Regions from separate parts of the Mus musculus genome. Here region 2 is linked to region 1. Evidence: chromatin contacts called from ENCODE POLR2A ChIA-PET data. All regions are on one chromosome and are shown on one strand. The core of a region is the stretch at or near the end of the contact, and the rest is flanking DNA. Distances in the headings are between cores, read along the strand shown.

Region 1 (3,962 bases), core at 736-3,235:
GGTGAGAGCCAAACCACGTGGCTTTAGAAGTCTGCGGAGATCTGTCCATCTTAGCCAGGACACGCTGCTACTGCTGACAGCAATTTTATAGACAGAGTATTTTGTGTTCAAATAAACTTTAATTACATGAATTATAATTTTTATTTTATATTTTGCTAAATTTAGTCGTTCTCTTTCTCCCCTAAGGACATCATCAGTTATCACCATTGTAGCACCCAGGGTCAGACAAGTCCAAACTGAATATTCCGCATACATATTCAACTGTTTCACCAGGTTTTCCTCAAACCAAAATACTGCTTTTATTAAGTACATTCTGTGGCCAAGGGAGATGGGAGTTGTGGGTCTGAACAGGCTCCAAAATGGATTGTGTAAAGTTGTCTTTTTTCTGGAGCTTTGAACTGTGGCAGATACACAGAAGGAACTTATCGAGGGTAACGTTTCTGGCACCAGAGCCATACATGTCTCCCTAGTGTCTCTTTCCCTTTGTCACATAACTGGCACAATGGTTATGGCAAACTGCCTAGGTATCAGGTATCCAGAAGACAGATGGACTCAGAGTGGAGATAGCTGCATCTGGGTTGGACTGACATCTCTAGTGCTGAGGTACAACTGAGGAAGCCAGAACCCAAGAATCTGAGGTGCATCAGAGAAAAGGCCAAGCCTGTGGCTGCCACTCCTCCAGCCAGAGGTAGAGAGCATTTACTCTAGAGAATCTGGTGAGCCCCCAAAACAAGTTACATGTGGATAAGGGACGGGCCGAGAGGCAGGACCGCAGGACTGAACAGTCTAAGGTGTGTGGGCACAAGTAGAAGGACCCAAAGAACTGGCCTGAGGAGGCGAATCCCCTGATGACCTAGGAAACTGGCGACTTTGGCTGTATACCTAGCTCTTACAGAGTAGGGCCCAGGGGAAGATGGCTACAATATTGCACAAAGGATCCCAACAGAATTGTGAGAGCTACCAGTTGCTTGAAACAAAGTAAAATCGCTTTAGACACTAAGGACAGAAAGCTGACCATGAGCACGATTCAGGGTCTTGGCCACATTAGAGGCCCTTGGGCACTTCGAGTCCTGAGTGGGTTAGCAGCTCTCCATCCCAAAGAGCAAAAGCAGGTGCCACTGGGCCCCGGAAATCTGTCTGTAGTGTGTGGATCACAGAGATCCGACTCACATCCACCAGGCTCAGCTTCTTTGCCTCATAGTCCAGCAGCAGCCCCACCTTCTCTGGTTGCCCAATACCCTTAATTGGAGCTTTTTCGTTGGCCAACATGCTGTGCCACTTGCGCTGGGCATAGGAGAACACCCAGGAACGATCATCAGCACCAACGCAGCTGTCCCGGGACATGTCCACGTCTGCCACTCCTATCCGGAACTGCTGGGAGCGCTTCACTGTTACCTCCCAGTAGTGTCTGCCACTGGTGACTGTGGTGTCTCCGAGCACCACTGCCCACTCCCGGAAGCGCTCCAAATTCAGGGCCACCTTGGTGGGTTCCAGTCCCACCAAGCCATATTTGACACCCGTGTCGCCTCTGAAGAGTGCCAGGCTGCTGTGGGCCGTTTTTTCTTCCAGTTTGAAACTGATGCCTGAGGGCAGAGCAAAAAAGAACTCGTAAACCTAGGGCTGTGTTTGATCTGAAAGCTGTCCAGGCGATGACGGGAAATCGAGAAAAGTCAATGTCAAATGTTAACATGGAAAGAGCAGAGGTGCCGCTTTAGTAAGACAGCCCTGGGAGCTGCAAATCACTGACTGGGGAAGCCAGAAGCCGGTGCCCCAGGTTTGGAATCTTGCTAGATCAAGGCAGAGGGGAGAGAGGAGAAATGAGGAGTGGAGTTCTCTGATCGCGCTCTGGGAATGACACGTTAACTACTTTGGAGTGACAGTAAAAAAGAAATATGCCTACCTCTCCGGGATTCCACAGCAGGGACCCCCCATCGCTTGGTGCCCCAGCGGTACAACTTCCAACAGCGTGCAAAGGGCAGCGCCATCTTGTGCCACAGATGCACGGGGCACGCCCCCAGGGGACACCGACCAATGACTGGTCCGCGCCCGGAGCACGTGGTGCGAGACGCGAGTGTCGTGAGAAATCGGTATCTCGGTGATTTCTAGTCTGGCGAGCTAGATCAATACGTGAAGAGACGTACTGATTATATCTCAACTAAGTAGGATACCCCTCTCACACACACACACACCCAGAGAGCCTGTGTAAACAGAGTCTCTGATTTGTTTGGTTTTGAAACAGGGTCTCCTGTAGCCTGGATTGGCCTGGAATTCATTATGTAGTCATGGCTGGCCTCAATTTCATAAAAATCTACCTGCCTCTGCCACCCAAGTGCTGAGACTAAATTAATGCATGCGATACCAAGTCTGGCAAGATAAAAGAAGTATTTTTTTAAAGTAGTTTAATCCGGGGGGGGCGGGGGGAGTGACACACAGCCCTCAGGAGGCAGAGGCAGGCAGTTTTCTATGAGTTCGAGGCCAGTCTGGTCTACATACCAAGTTCCAGGACAGGCAGAGCACCACACATTATTTAAAAAAAAAAAAAAAAAAAAAGCGTAAATCCGTTTCCCAGAGCCTCAGCATTCTCTTTGGACAGAATGTGTCTACATTCAAGCTTACTGTTCTGTCTTCTGAGACAGAGTTACTATGTAACCTTTGCAGGCCTCAAACTCTAGATCCTGCTGCCTCAATTTCCCAAGTGCCAGGTTGTGCTCAGTTTTTTTTTGTTGTTTTTTTTTTGTTGTTTTTGTTTTGTTTTTTTCGAGACAGGGTTTCTCTGTATATCAGTTTTTTATTATTATAGTTTGAGACAGGGTCTCAAGGATCGGCCTGCCTCAGCCCGCGGAGTGCTGGGATTAACAACATGACTTGTGCTCATTATTATTATTATTGTTATTATTATTATTATTATTATTATTATTATTATTATTATTATTATTATTATTATTTTCGAGACAGGGTTTCTCTGTGAAGTCCTGGCTGTCCTGGAACTCACTCTGTAGACCGGGCTGGCCTCGAACTCAGAAATCTGCCTGCCTCTGCCTCCCGAGTGCTGGGATAAAAGGTGTGCGCCACCAACGCCCGGCTACCTCATTATTTTTTAATGTATAAATGAGCTTGAAAGTGTGTGTGGGGTGGTGCAGTGACTCATTCTCTCCACTAGGGTTCAGTCAGGCCCAGCCTTTTCAGCCCCGTAACTGTAGAGATGCAGGTTAACTTTTTTTTTCCCCTTCTAATTACAAAACTACTTTTAATACTTTGAGGTATGTCGCATACCTCAAAACTGGGAAGAGTAACCTCACTTTCCAGGAGTGGCCCAGGGTAAGAGAGGAAGGAAACACGAGAGGGACCTGCTGCAGACTTGCAAATGCCGAAGGGAAGGAACTGTATAGCACGGTGGGAAGGCTCTGGCGCATAGGCGAAGACCAAGAGGGTTGGTCACGAAGCCGTTCTCGTTTGCCTTTTTCTGTTTCTGCTGCACGACCTCCGAGTCTCTCCGCCTGCGGGCGGCAGAGGAAACCAATCGTTATCCCGGCGCTTCCCCTTAACCGAGTCGCTCTCCTTGCTCTGGGAGAGCTCGCACTCAGGTACCGCGGTCCTGAAGCAGCTCCCACCTGCCTCGTTTGCATCCCATCTTCCTCTTCTATTGACTTTTAAACGTCGGAGCAAAAATGTTGAGGGAATTTCCTCTAGAGAGGTTGTGCCTGTTCTGCTAATGCTTCGGGTGTGGATAATGAAGAGGGAATGGTTTCAGAACTGGGTCTCTGAAGCACCTATAGACTTGCGCCTTCTTATTCCCTGCCCTCATCATGACCACTGAGCTGTATTCCTGGCCCTTTTTAAGATATGGTTGTTTGCTTGTTTTAATTTGTAGACGAGGTCTCACGAAGTTGACATTGGAACTCATACACACTGTAGCGTAGGGCAGCATTTGAACTGTGGACCTTTCTGGCGGAGCCTCCTGA
Region 2 (3,962 bases), core at 871-3,370, 42 kb after region 1:
AAGAATGGAACTCAGCGCCCAAGAAGCGGCAACTGCTGGACAGCGACGAAGAGGAAGATGATGAGGGGAGGAGGCAAGGTAGGGACTCTTGTCTTCAGTGGAGACACTGGCCATTTGCCTTATCCTTTTACATACTTAGATGCTTTCCATTTCTGTCTCTTACCTGTCATTCCCATGGCAGCAGTGTCGGGAACGCCAAGAGTCCACAGGAAGAAACGGTTTCAGATTGAGGATGAGGATGACTGAAAGCCAGATGTGTTTGACCGATGTGAGTTGGAGGCACAAAAGCTACTTTTGCCTGCGTTGGAAGCAATCTTCTCTACATTGACAGCCCAGGAATTTTAGGCAGCAGTGTTGGGTGGAGTCTTTGCGGTCAGTCCTTGCCCCAGGTTCATCAGCGTGCACAGCCGGTCTCTGGGTCCGTCTCGTAGCAAATGAAGAGTGGCGAAAGGTTCAAGGTGGCTTGTCCTCCTCTAAGGACTGCGTCTTGGCTTCTGACGGGGAGCTTTATAACCCAGCACGGTTGTTCATTCTGTCCTCACAAAGCACTGGATTGCTCCCATTTTCTTTCTTTCATCCCAGGACACATGATTGAACCCGTTTCTACAGTTGAGGGAGAGCTGGGATGCACCACTCTCAAGCTGACAAGCATCCCTGATTTGTGTTTCATATTAAATGTGTACAATTAACAGTTGCTCATCTCAGAGCGGCCAGCCAGCCATCTGTTGTGTCTTCGGAAGAACTTTTAAGAGTAAAATTAAAAGACATGTCCTGAACTGAGCTTGGTAGTGTGAGCTAATCCCATCGTGTGGGAGACAGAGGCAAGAGAATTGCCATGAGGGAGAGGAAAGAGTCATATAGCCCTACGCGTGGGCCAATAAATGTAATTTAAAAAATCAGCTTGATAATAAATATAATTTTTAAAAAAAGAGACTTTTGTTGTCTTCCTCCTCCTCTTCCTTCTCCTCCTCCTCTTCCTCTTCTTCCTCCTCTTCCTCTTCTTCCTCTTATCCACAAGTAACAAGATGCTTCATCTTGCTGACCACAGGGTACATGCCTGTTGGTTCAGCTCCTCATGAGGCTTTGATAAAATCTCAAAAAAAATCCCTTTTACCCACGAGTCTGAGACTGTGTCTTGAAACAAAACAGGTATGGTGGTGGCTCATGCCTATAATCCCAGCACTCTGGAGACTAAAGCAAGAATACTTAGACTATATAGGAAGTTAGGCCAGCTTAGGTTATAAAGTGTCCAAAAAAATTAGAAGGCAGCCAGAAGAGTGATGGTAGCTCATACCTTTAATCTCAGCACTTGGAGGCAGAGGCCTTGTGTTCAAGGCCAGCCTGGTCTACCTAGCTCCAGGGCAGCCAGGACTATCTCAACAAAAAAGTAAATAGGGGTTGGAGAGATGGTTCAGTGGTTAAGAACATGTAAGACTCTCTCCAAAGGAGTAGAATTTTTAGTCCTTGCAACCATGTCAGGTGGCTTACAACTGGCTGTAACTCCAGCTCATCTGGCCTCTGTGGGCATTCGCCTTGAATCCCAGCACTTAAAAGGCAGACACAGGCATATCTCTGAGTTTGAGGCCAGCCTGGTCTACAGATTGAGTTCTAGGACAGCCAGGGCTACAAAGAGAAAGCCTGTCTTGAAACAACAACCACAAAAACCTTACCAAACAAACAAAAAAAACAATAAAGGTAAAAACTCAAAAGACTGCTCTGGTAATAACTTGATTTGATTTGCTGTAGGTTCTATTTTTCAAATTTTTTGATTGGGAAATCTTTAAAGTAAACATGACACATGGACTGGGAATGTAGCCCAGTTGGTAATGTGCTTGCCTAACATGCATAAATCCTTGGAGTTGATTCCCAGTACCACGGCAACTGCACCTGGTTGCAGATTCCCATAAATCCCCGTACTGGGGTTATAGTGGCAGAAGGATCAGAATCCAAGGTCATCCTTGGCTAACTAGTTGAATTCCAAGCCAGCTAGGGCTACAGAAGGCCCAGTCTCAAAAGAGAACAAACTTTCCACTGCCTAGAGGCTACAGAGACTGGACTATGGTCTAGGGACCGCCTAGCCACAAAGGAGGAGCCTTGCCTGTCAGGATGGGGCAATAGCTGGTCAGATAAAGTCTACCCAAAGAGAGGTGGTAAATACTTGTTTCCAGTCATCACCTACAAGAAGTTAACCTCTGGAAGGTAGCCGCTCCAACTAGGGACCTACTGAGTGAGACAGAGAACCACTTCATTCCTCTGCTGCTTGCCAGACAGGTGAGGGTAACAGCCTCTAAGAGGCCCCCTCTTATGTCCAGGGAAACTGAAGTCTCTAATGACCAGGACTCTACCAAACTCTGACCATTCTTGGTGCCTGTTCCTGTTGAATATTTGCGCCCTCCTCACCTGAGCTCTGCTCCTTCACAACAGGGCTGTCCTGTGGACCCACCATGATCCAGGCTGCATTGCTTCTTGGCTGTATCTTACTGTCCCCGGTGACCGCCTTTCCGTGGAAGACGCAGAATGGCAGCCTGCCAGCCGTCACAAGAACTGAACCCACATCAAATGTGCTCCCCAACAAGATTCCTCCTCCAACCCCCATTACCTGTCGGGACCTCTTGTACACGGTGCTCCCCGCTGCTCCTCTGTCTGAGTTCTTGTCCCTCTTAGCCCTGAGAGTTGTCCTGGAAAACATTGGCTGCCCTGCCGAGGCCTACAGTCTGCAGCTTCGGATCAGTGAAATGGGAGGAAAAGACAGCGCGGAAACCCTGGTCCTCCAGAGTCAAAAGAGTAGCCAGGAGGAAGGGATCGGCAACAATGAAGTCATTCTGAGGCATCTGGTGCCATCCCCTGGGGATATGAGGAGGGTCCGGCGCTCAGTTACCCTGCCTGAGGCGTGCACCTATGAACCCGGGTGGGTGTTGTACGATATGGCCCAGGTGCTGCTGGAGACGGCGAACAAGCTCCCTCCTATTGACCTAGTAAGAGAGTTCAAGGCCTCTGTAGTCAATGTCACCCAGCACTGTACCATGGAGTCTTGGGAAAGTATGAATGAAGTAGCCAGGAGGCTGATGAGTAGCCCAGAACTTAAAGACGCCAAGATTCCCGTTGAAGATCGAGTATACCTCGTTGCTCAGCTTGCAGTCGTTTTAAAGCGTATTTTTGTGAACCTTGTGTGGGAATATTTTCAGACCTATTTTGGATAGACACGGCCTCCTAGGCATGGAATGAACTTTCTCATAGCCCTTTAGTAGGTGTGCACACAGCAGCTGCCCACGGTGTGTAGCTAGACGCTGGCTGCATTTTACAAATTCATACATTGTCTTCCTTTGATCCTAATGTGTGAAGACACTTGATATGACTTCAGTCTTTCAGTTTCTAAATGCTATGGGTATTGCAATTTCCCTCTTTAATACTTTTTAATTCCTTGCTTAATGCTTTTTAATTTCCCAGCTGAATTCTGGGCCTTGGTTGTATTCATATTGTTTTGGGATATTAAGGAAAGGAAGGTTTGTTGTTTTGTTTTGTTTTGTTTTTGAGACAGGGTCTGCCTGGGTAACTCTGTCTATCTTGGAACTCAGAGATCCACCTGCCTTTGCCTCCACCTGCTGAGATTAAAGGTGTGCACCACCATGTCTGTATTTGTTCTGGTATTTTGAGATTGTCTTGCTTTGTGGCCATTGCCCTTACTATATAGCCCAGGCCAGCCTCAAATTTATGGGACTCCTACTTCAGCTTTCCAAGTGCTAGAATTATAGACCTGTGCCCTCACTTCTGTTTTTGTAGTGTTGGGGTTGAACCCAGGGACTCAGGAATACTAGACAAGCCGTTCACCACTAAGCCTACTTCTGTTAATTCTTAAACTGATGAGACAAATAAAAAGCTGCTTCTATGTTGAACTCACTGATTTGGGAGCTTTAAGGAAGTTTAATATAAATTCATAGCTCCAGCTGGCCCAGAACTCAGTA

What was found. ChIA-PET counts read pairs that join two places held with the same protein, here RNA polymerase II (POLR2A).
Region 2: POLR2A ChIA-PET joins it to region 1 with 10 read pairs in Patski. The contact joins the promoter of Apon here to the promoter of Spryd4 in region 1. POLR2A ChIA-PET finds 5 or more read pairs at or near these places in 3 of 5 experiments (Patski and embryonic stem cell).

Annotation. Positions count from the first base shown.
Region 1 is chr10:128,209,809-128,213,770 of GRCm38, forward strand. Spryd4 (SPRY domain containing 4) reads right to left here and starts at 1,986. Exons shown (of 2, transcript NM_025716.2): 1 at 1,901-1,986; 2 at 100-1,583. The coding sequence starts at 1,985. The coding sequence ends at 1,045. It overlaps Gls2 (glutaminase 2 (liver, mitochondrial)), which reads left to right. Exons shown (of 18, transcript NM_001033264.3): 18 at 1-196.
Region 2 is chr10:128,252,011-128,255,972 of GRCm38, forward strand. It overlaps Apon (apolipoprotein N), which reads left to right and starts at 2,121. Exons shown (of 2, transcript NM_133996.3): 1 at 2,121-2,271; 2 at 2,425-3,891. The coding sequence starts at 2,445. The coding sequence ends at 3,200. Timeless (timeless circadian clock 1) reads left to right here. Exons shown (of 29, transcript NM_001164081.1): 28 at 1-78; 29 at 182-931. The coding sequence ends at 246.